Linked DNA regions of Homo sapiens: region 1 is linked to region 2. A link is an interaction called in ENCODE POLR2A ChIA-PET data of the cell type or tissue named here. Cell type or tissue: PC-3. All regions are shown on one strand. Links, peaks and the distances in the headings refer to the core of each region. The heading gives the core; the rest is flanking DNA.

Region 1 (5,389 bases), core at 288-5,287, 56 kb before region 2:
TTGCATTATACAATGCCCTAATTTCCCAGAATTTTCTGGAAAATGGCCTGGGTCTGACTTTATGCAAAGATCATAAGTACGGAGACAAGAGTATATTTGCTTTATGTACCTTCCCTGAAGGAGAAATCTTCATGTCCTAGATCTAAGTATGAGATATCAGACTTAGAAAGAATAATTTATACCTAATTACAGCCTCTGTGACTGAATTAGACCAAGTCAAAGGCCTGGTCTTTTATAGATCATAATAACAATGTCTCCTATTTCTTGAATCAAAGGTTGTAATAAATATTAAATTCTGTTTTTTGAGCTCTGTCCCACAGATTATCCTGAGTAAGGTGCTATAAATGAGATTTTAGAAGCAGATTGTATGAGACCAAGATAAAGCAGCTTCAGGCTTAGGCTACTAACATCTCTTGTGCTTCCCATTTTTAAAAAAATCTAAGCCTTAACTAATCTATTACAAACTAATTCTGTGCTTCATTCAGTGTCCTCAACCTTCATACTTTCCTCCACTTGACACCCTATTTTCAGATCAGAGAAACCCCTGTATAAAACAGAGGATGAGAAAATGAAGATGATTGAGACTAACAATTCCAAGTACATGATAATTCTTAGTAATGTCTTACTAAGATAATTCATAGTAATTTCTTAATCCAGGGACTAGTTTGAGGGACCAAACTTAAAGGGGAATCCTAATGCTATTCCTCTCCTTTTCCTTTAACATGTATGTGAGTAATGTGTCACTGATATTCCTACCGTCCCCTCCTCCATCCACACCTTCAGTAGAGAAGTGGCTCCATGACTGTCATCAGGATTTCCGTAAAACCCTCAGTTTTGGGGAACTGCAGTTGGATGTGGATGAGAACTGCAACTGGAAACTAGAACTGCACCTTTCTTCCCCAATGAAAAGGCTTTAGAAGACATCTCATTTAAATCTTTTCTCCAGTTTTGCTTCAATTAAAAGTTCATCAATGAAATGCTCAGTCTCACCTCTCCCAACACTGTCCCCAGAACTTTATAAGTCTAACCATCAAGGCCAGGATCTTTTCAGATCATGCCTTCTCACAGGACCTTTACTGTAGTCAAGAATCATCTCACTGAAGACAGGCCACAGAGGAATAATAGAACCATTTGCTTTTATCATATACATTTTCATCTCTCCAAGATCCATTCCCACTCTAAATTTTCTTTGTGGCAAAATTTTAAGATGCAGTCTTTAAAGGGAGATTTTTTTTTTCATTGAGCCACCTTTGAGTACCCTAGATGTGCTTAGAAGAAGTGTCAATAATCCAAAGCTTATTATCAGGGACCAGTCTTTGAGACAAGGCTTCATGTCTGTCTTAGAATTTGTAATCTGATTTGCGCTGACCCTTCTTTTTATGTCTCCCATATACATTTGGGCAGATGGACAAAGTTTACTGGGAAACACTTAGCCTGCCTTCTCTTAAAAGCTACAGGCGGAACTTCACTCATAGGTTGCCACACTGAGGGGAGCCCTTTGGTGACATCTAGTCACCCTGTGCCTCCACTTTTATGTGGCGCAGTGAATGCTGTCTCTTCCTAGATCCATGTGAGTCTGGTCTTCATGACTAGAACAGATCATTGGGAATTGTCTTATAAGATCAGATTATTATAAAAATAGCTTCTGTTGATGAGGTTGTGGAGGAACAGATACTCATAGGTTGCATGTGTGAACAAAAGTTGGTAGTGAGATGGGGGGGTGCAGGAGGAAGAGAGAAAGCGAGCGAGAGAGAGTGAGATTGCTGACATGTATATGCCAGATCTGTCTGCTCAGAGGGCCTGGTAGCAATGACACAACAATATCCAGAGCATGAATTCTAAAGGTCATACTTCATTAAAAGAAAATAAATCAGGACTCATTGGACAAAATGGCTGATTCCAGATCTGTGGCAATAAAGATAAAATGAGCCTGGAACATCTTGCTGTTGTAGAAAGTAAAGAAGTACTTAAAGAAAGATGGAAATACTTCAAAAGTCAAAGGAACCAGCTTGAAAGGAGTGGCATTCACAAAATCTGAAAGAGTTTGGGCATCAAAAGATTAATAATAGTAGTGGAATGTAATTCATATAATAAAATTAGAATCCATGATTCCATTCTTTTATAAATAAATAAAATGAAATAAACAGGGAGGAAAGCTTTTTCTTACAGCAGAATGCCAACTCATAACTATAAAAGGAATGATCCATCATTTGGGAAATCAGCATTTAGCAAACATCATAGTAATATTCTAAGGATGAATCATCAATGCTAAAACTAATGGGTAAATGTTTGATGAGGAAGAGGATATTTATGGAGTGTCAGACTATATCTCTACAAGGTCCCCCTCCCATTCTTTACAAGGGGAAAAGGAATAACTTTACAGTGAAGAAACCTAGTTGGTACCAGAATTCCCCCTTATCCTTAGTTTTGCTTCACACAGTTTCTATTACTTGCAATCAATTGCAGTTTAAAAATATCAAGTTAGAAATTACAGAAATAAATAATTCCTAAGTTTTAAATTGTGCACCATTCTGAGTGCGATGATGAAATCTCTCATGTTCCTACTCTGTTCCACCTGAGACATGAATCATCCCTTTGTCCAGCATGTTCACGCTGTATACACTACCTGCCTGTTAGTAACGTAGTAGCTCTCTCAGTTATTAGATCAACTGTGACGGTATTGCAGTCTTTGTGTTCAAGTAACTTGTTCTACTTAAGCGATTAAACGTAGTGAGCAAGGCATGTCAAAAGCCAAGATAGACTTAAAGCTAGTTCTCTTATGCCAAACAGTTAGCCAAGTTGTGAATTCAAAGGAAAAGTGCTTGAGGAAAATTCAAATGATAAGAAAGTGAAACAGCCTTATTACTGTTATGTTATTATGAAGAAAGTTTGAGTGGTCTGGATAGAAGATAAAACCAGCCACAATATTCCCTTAAGCCAAAGCCTAATCTAGAGTAAGGCCCTAACTGTCTTCAATTCTACAAGGCTGAAAGAGGTGAGAAAGCTACAGAAGAAAAGTTGGAAGCTAGCAGAAGTTAGTTCATGAGGTTTAAGGAAAGAAGCCATCTCCATAACAGAAAAGTGCAAAGTGAAACAGCAAGGGCTTATGTAGAAGCTGCAGGAAACCACTCAGAAGATCTAACTAGCTAAGATCATTGATGAAGGTGGCCATATTATACTACAGATTTTCATTGCAGACAAAAGAGCCTTCTATTAGAAGACGTTACCATCTAGAACATCCTAAAGAGGAAAAGTCAGTGCCTGGCTTCCGAGCTTCAGAGGACAAACTGACTTGTTAGGGGACAGCAGCTGTGACCTGAAATTGAAGCCAGGGTTCATTTACCACTCTGAAAATGCTGGAGCACTTAAAGAATGATGCCAAATCTACTCTGCCTATGCTCTGCAAATGAAACAACAAAGCCTGAATGACAGCACTTCTGTCTACAGCATGGTTTATTGAATATTTTAAACCCAATATTGAGAATTACTGCTCAAAAAAGTGATCCCTTTCAAAATATTTCTACTCACTAATAAGGTACCCAGTTACCCAAGAGCTCTGATGAAGATGTACAAGGAGATTAACGTTGTTTTTCATGATTGTTAACATAATGTTCATTTTCAACCTATGGTTCAGGGAGTCATTTTGACTTTCAAGTCTTATTATTTAATTCATTTCACAAGGCTATAGCTATCATAGATAGTGATTCTTGGGAAGGATCTGTGTAAAGTGAAAGTCTCCTGGAAAGGATTCATTATTCTGGATGCCATGAAGATCATTCGACATTCATGGAAGGAAGTCAAAAGATCAACATTAGTAGGAGTTTTGAAGAACTTGATTCTACCCTTATGAATGATTTTGAGGATTCAAGACTTCAATGGAGGAAATAACTGCAGTTATGGTGGAAATAGCAAGAGCACTGGAATTAGAAGTAGACTCTGAAGATGTGCCTGTATTCCTGCTATCTCATGATACAACTTTCACAGATGAGGACGAGGAGTTGCATCTTATCGATGACCAAAGAAAAGTGGTTTCTTGAAATGAAAACTACCCCTGGTGAAGATGCTGTGAACCTTGTTGAAATAGCAGCAAGGCATTTATAGTATTACATCAATTTAGTTGATAAAGCAGTGGCAGGGTTTGAGAGGATTGGCTACAATTTTGAAAGAAGTTCCATTGTGAGTAAAATGCTTTCAAACAACATTGGTGGCTATAAAGAAATCTTTCATAAAAGGAAGAGTCGATTGTTGTGGCAGACTCCACTGTTGTCTTACTTTAAAATATTGCCACACCACTCCAGCCTTCAACAACTCCCACCCTGGTCAGTCAGCAGCATCAGTATCGAGGCAAGCAAACAATTATGACTTCCTGAATGCTCAGATGATCATTAGCATTTTTTAGCAACAAAATATTTTAAATTAAGCTATGCGCATTGTTTTTTTAAGGCATAATGCTATTGCACACTTAATAGACTGCAGTACAATGTAAACATAACTTTTATACGCACTGGGAAACAAAAAAAATTCCTGTGACTTGCTTTATTCTGATATTCACTTTATTGTGGTCTGGACCAAACCTGTAACTTCACTAAAGTATGCCCATATATAGGGTTCAGTACTTTCTGCAGCATTAGGCATCCACTGAGGCTGTTGGAACATATCCCCCAGATTAGGGGATAGAGGGGGCTACTGTATCTCTCTAATCAAGTGATCAAAGTTAACATCACCAAGAGTAGAATGAACAGACATCCTATATATCTCTCTCTCTTTGTTTTTTTGTTTTTGTTTGTTTGTTTGTTTGTTTGTTTTGACAGAATCTAACTCTGTCGCCCAGGCTGGAGTGCAGTGGCATGAACTTGGCTCACTGCAATCTCTGCCTCCTGGGTTCAAGTGATAAGTGATTTTCCTGCCTTAGCCTCCTGAGTAGCTGGGACTACAGGTGCATGCCACCACACTAGGCTAATTTTTGTATTTTTAGTAAAGACGGGGTCTCCCCATGTTGGCCCGGATGGCCTTGAACTCCCGACCTCAGGTGATCTGCCTGCCTCAGCCTCCCAAAGTGCTGAGATTACAGGCGTGAGCCACCACGCCTGGCCCTGTGTCTCCTTAACATCATGCACTCAAAAGGACACAGCATCACTTCTGAGGTATTTCTACCAAAATGCATAATCTGATTCTAATCAGATAAAATAAAAGTTTTGTTTCTGTAATTGGTTAACTCCCCCAAGAGGATAAAGCCAACCAATAAATGACTGAATAAAGAAAATGCACACAGTTAAGAGTAAATAAGTAAAGCAGACACTAGAAGAGATAGGAGATGAGATGTATGTTTTCTCCCTTTGACTCTGCAGGTCCTTCTTCATGGTTCATATGTGACAGGAGTACTCAGCTG
Region 2 (5,389 bases), core at 164-5,163:
GACTCCTCTTCTACCTGCTGTAAGATGGAAGGGGTGGTGACTCCAGCTTCTGAGTCTACTTCAGGCAGCCAGATGGCAGCCACTTTCATAATATACATTAGTGTCCCAAGTAAGCCTGGGAGGTGGAGAGTTAAAACTGTCAAGGAACCTTGAATTTAGAAGGAAAATGCATCTTTACCATTTATCTTTTGCGGAGTACCTCCTTAGTAACTCTGGGCTTCGAACCAGGACCATTTCCAGAATGCAAAGAATTACTCCTATTAGAGAAAAATGAACAGTAGATTTACAATCCTTATATTTATAAAGATTGTTAAAAATTGTGTGTGTGTGTGTGTGTGTGTGTGTGTGTGTGCAAGAACATGCATTGAGATTTTGAAACATGCCCATGGACTACAACGAAAGGTTCTTTTTTTAAAAAACAAGTTTTCTTTTGTTTTTAATTAGCTCATAATCATTGTACCTATTTATGGGGTGCAGTGTGATGTTTATATATATGTATATGTGTGTGTGTATATATATATATATATATATATATATAAAATGACAATAAAATCAGAGTAAATACCATATCCATCACCTCAACACTCCTCTTTTCTAGCTATTTTAACTTATAATACATTATTGTTGAGTACAGTCACTGCTTTGCAACTGAGCATGAGAATTATCTCTCCTAACTGTAACTTTGTACCCATTGATACCCATTGATAAAGGTTCATTTAATGTTGGGCACGACTGAGGTTTCTTGCTAATTTTTACCCCACTCCTTTTCCTCATTACACATTCACCAAGTGCTTAGCATGTAACATACACAGAAGCAGAGTGTTGGCCCATTTTTCAAGTTCCTTGGTTCAAAAACATCCTATTAACCTCAAGTCATCAAAAGGATCTTGATGACATTGAGCTATCCCTTGAAGTTTTAAAATCAAGGTAGCTCATCTCTGCTAGGTTTTACCTGACACGTATGTCCAAACTTGACTTTGATTAAGTAAAATTTAAGCAGTTTCCTGCTAGTGCTCTGGATTCTAGCATAAAGTCATTGCTGCAGGTCCTGACCCAATTTTATGACTTGTTTTGTCACAAGATAACTATCTTTTTTTCTGTTTGAGTCTTGGTGAACTGTCTTCCTCTAAAGAATGAGACCTTGTTTGTTTCTTGCCTCCATCTTCCAGGCACTTAAGGTTGTATTCTAAAACATGACCTAGCACATAGAGCTCACTTAAAAGTTGTGGTTTATTCTCTTAAATTCTGTTGGATGTTGGATTATGGTAGAGCTGTTTGGGAAGAGGATTGAGTGGTGGGAAAATGGAGTAGGAAATTGGGTCATGTTATAAAGGACTCATCTGCCTGGGAGCTGGGATTCAGGCACTATCTGGCTCCTCACTAAGTGCCCGTTCTAAGGCAGCTAGCAGGGAGTGGAGCAAGTGCTCCCAGAAATCATGCCCAATGAAGACATAGAGAACTGGATTGAGACAGCTGTTGATAAAGGCCATAGACAAGGCCAGGGGTCTTAGGAGTAAGGCCACCTGGTTCAGGCCCTCTCTGTCTTCCCGAAATGATGTGAAGTCCAGCCACAGGGACACTTGCAAGGGCAACCAGCAGAGGAAGAAGGTGGTTACCACAGTCGCAAGGACCTGGAAGGGTCAGCTAAACTTAACCAGCTGCCTTTCTCTTAACTTCAAGGCTACAAGGATGTAGTAGCCAGTGATGATAGCCAGAGGGAGAAAGAAGCCAAAGAAAAAGTGGGCTGTTGTGACCAGCGTTTGGTGCCATGGAATGATAATCTCTTTCCAAAGTTGGTGACTTCCTTGAGTTTCATTCTGCAGATCATACTGGTTGTACAAAGAGGGTGACACTTTCCACCACGAGTTTCCTTGAAGATCAAGTAGGGAACAGAGAAACAAATTGCCAAAAGCCAGGTCCTCAAGGGCCCCAGAGTTGCCTTTGCTGGTGTGCAATTGTTCCAGGACTAGATTGGCCACAGGATCACAAGTCAGTGGTCCATGGAGATGAGGGTCAGAAGGAAGACACTGGCCAGAAAGTTAAAAATAGACATGGTGCTATTGAGTTTACAGAGCAGCTGGCCAAAGGGTTACAGAGCTACCATAACCAGCTGGAGAAGCAGTGGGAAGATGATGATGAAGTCAGCCACGGGCAGGTTGAGGTACCACCCACACCGTGTTGACTGTGCAGGACATGTGGAATCCAACTACCCAAATGACAAGGCCATTGCCAGCCAAGCCTAGGAAGAAAGTCACTGTGTAGATGATCATGGAAAAGATGTCAAGAGCAGACTTGACCCTCTCCAAAGAGTCATCACAATAGTCAAACATGGACGTGGGACTCTCCACAGTCAACAGTGACAATGCAGACACATTCTCCATGCTACCTAAAAATAGCCAAGGTATATTTAGGCTCAAACTTTCAAACTACATAAACTGCTTAAATTATCACCACTTCCTTTCTTATGATGACTGCAGACAGCTTTCATGTCCCTGCTTTAGGATGTGCCATTCTCTGTTGGTGATATTCCTCCTCCTCCCCCATGTGCTCTTGCTCCTCTTCCTCCTCTTCTTGTTTTCTTATCCATATTCTTAACCACAGTTTTCACCACTTATTCTATGCCAGCCACTATGCTAGCTATGTTCCATATATTGCATATCATGAATTAAGCAGCTACTAGGAGTCCAATGTTCTGTTCATATATTGCATTTAATTTATTTCCCATAACAAATCTGTCATATGGAAAAGAATTATTATGAATGAGAAAACTAAGGTAAAGGGAGGTTACTAAATTACTGAAAATCAAACATTCAGCAGTAAAAAAGCAGAAATGAATTTTGACGTTAGTTCTGCTTAATTAAAAATTCATATACTTTACCTGATTTTTTTCTTTTTACTGTATATTCCTCCTTCAATGGGCTGAAGGGGGGCTCATATTCGTATTTTTAATTTAGTTTACAAAAGGGCTTTCCTGTGCTTCACACTATTTAATAATTTCCAAAATGCCATGTTAGCTACGTAAGACAAATGTTTTATTATTGAAGTGATTTTTGACATATATGAAAGCAAAGACTGAAAAAGGTTGTTTTCTTTGAGCTGTAGCTCACTGCCTTAGGAACTAGCAGACCTGGTTCTTGAACCCAAACCTCCTGAAACCAAATCTTATCTTTTCCTCACCTCATTACAATGCTCTTTTTTATGGGTAAAGGACATCAGGAGGTGGGTGTCCACCCTGGAGGAAGTGGGATCTCTCCTGGTGACTGACCCTCCAAACTCTCTTAAGGGAAGATGGTCACGTCAGCTGCATTTAGGGGCCACATGAATTATTGTCTAACCCATATGAATTATTGTTTTCTCATTTCCTTATGGGAAATGCCTGCTGCATATTGTTGGCATTGCTATCTGTTTCTGTCCTATTTTCCTGTTTCAATTTTTAAGTTCCTCAATGTGTGGGGCCAGTCTTCAATTCTACCTAATGCCTGCTTTTGTTTATGCTGTTCTCGCTACCTAGAATGCCTTCCCCTCCACCATTTTCTGTTGGTGAAATCTTGCACACACACATCCTAGTAGACTTACTTGCTTCTTTCTCTGTTTGTTCATAGCACCGGATGTCTGTTTAATTCTAGCAGTCTTGCCTGCATATTAGAAATGGTTGCTTTGATATCTATCTCAGGAGTCACAGCTTATTCTACTTCTACCACTAAATACCTTAGGCAAGGCATTTACCCTCTCTGAGCTTTACAGCCTTAATTTTTAAAAGCAATATATAATATTAATACATACCTCAGAGGGTTGTTGTGGTAATATAAGGAAATATTTCAGTGAAATATTTAGAAATATATCTGATACATCAAAAACACCCAGCATGTTGGTTATTATTCTTTTTATTGATACCATCATTACTATCCTAATTTTTGTTTCATGCACCACATTTGATTTATATTAACATTCCATAAACACTTGTTTAATTATTATAGTGCTGATAAAGGATAAAGATTCAATGAGATGATACCTGTGAGTATAAATTATAGAATCAAGAGTTATATAAAGCAGAATCCTTTTTCTTGAAGGAACCAGTTATTTCCCTTGTTTTAGATGCTTACTTATTTAAGTGAAGTTTTCCTCTTCTTGCACAATCTCTTCCCAACTTTTCACCCTTCATCTGGCCCCAAATGGCCACCCCCAGACAACTGTGAAACCTGCCTATGCCTCTCTCAGTAGTGGAACCCCACACACTCACCTTCACCAGCTTGGAGCTCTGCTTCCCTGCTGGGGTTTTATAGCAGCCAAATCCATTTTGGAGGCTTTTGAATCTATGGGGCCAAGGGACTCTGAAGGCATCTGTGTCAGTTATCAGACTGGTGAAGTCTCTGTGCTAGGACCTAAGTAATACAGTCGAAAGGAGGAACCTGGGGGCTCGTGTTGAGGTTTGTCTAAACGCCTAGAATTCTTTTAGGGAGGGAGCTTGGGATACAAACAATTTTTATTCATCAGGGCCTTGAAGTTCAGTGATCACTGGTCCGGATAATTAAGACTTTAGGAAATGTGACCTCATCTTTGATGAAATTTATGTCTAAGATTTTGAAACAAATATAAAGACAATTTAAAAGTGCATGAGCATAGTAAAGCTTGACGTTAATTACAACAGCAACAGCTAATATTTATGGAGTGCTTATTATAGAGCAGGTTTAACCCCTTCACTATTCTGTACTTTGGAATCAGAAGGGTGTGATGATAGGATTTTGTAAAAACCACGTCAGAGGATCCCCTGTGGAAACGGAAAGGGTGGTTGCTTAATCACAGACGGCAATGAGATGATTGAACTTTGTAGGCTTAGTGTTGAGTCTAAACTGTGAGACCAGTCTGTAAAATGAGCTTAATCTAATTGAGCTTTAGCTATAAAATCCGTATATATTCCTCTGAAGCTTAAATAAACCCAGTAAATAAAGGTAATTGGACAACCAGAAAGCATAATACAAATGTGTGATTTACGATTTGGTTTAAAATAGTTGGACATTATTAGGATGCAATATTATTAAATAGTATTTGGAAAGGCCGTCCGCATGGGACACTGTGGTAGATGAGAAAACTGATGCTCAGAGAGCTCCTGTCTGTTTATGGCTTGGTTGTGATGGTGAGGGATCTCCCCCATGTGCAGAAAGTCAGAAGTGGATGCTTCCTCAATGATGAGAGGGGCAACTTTGTGGGAGGAACAAAGAGTGAGTGAAGTTTTAAAATTGCAAGACAGGGGAAAGGATAGTGTTGGAGGTAAATGTTGAATACAAATATATGAACGTAAATCTGAATTTAAGTATTAAATGAAATATATTTACATAAACCTGGCACATTCCTGTTAACAATAGCTCAGAACAATCTCTAGTGTACAGTA

What was found. ChIA-PET counts read pairs that join two places held together with the same protein. Peaks named below come from ENCODE experiments on the same cell type or tissue, not always from the same donor. Only the 100,000 strongest peaks of a DNase experiment are listed, where the experiment ranks them.
Region 1: POLR2A ChIA-PET joins it to region 2 with 6 read pairs; 4 of 35 experiments call an interaction of 5 or more read pairs at or near these places.

Annotation. Positions count from the first base shown.
Region 1 is chr5:147,794,492-147,799,880 of GRCh38, forward strand. No RefSeq gene overlaps it. Among named protein-coding and RNA genes, the nearest start is that of JAKMIP2, 14 kb to the left of the region's middle. In PC-3, for the core only: no CTCF peak of the experiment used is centred there; DNase peaks (open chromatin) are centred at 2,240 and 2,610; H3K4me3 peaks cover 963 bases; H3K27ac peaks cover 1,977 bases.
Region 2 is chr5:147,850,286-147,855,674 of GRCh38, forward strand. It overlaps the pseudogene LOC100288484. Among named protein-coding and RNA genes, the nearest start is that of SPINK1, 21 kb to the left of the region's middle. In PC-3, for the core only: no CTCF peak of the experiment used is centred there; no DNase peak of the experiment used is centred there.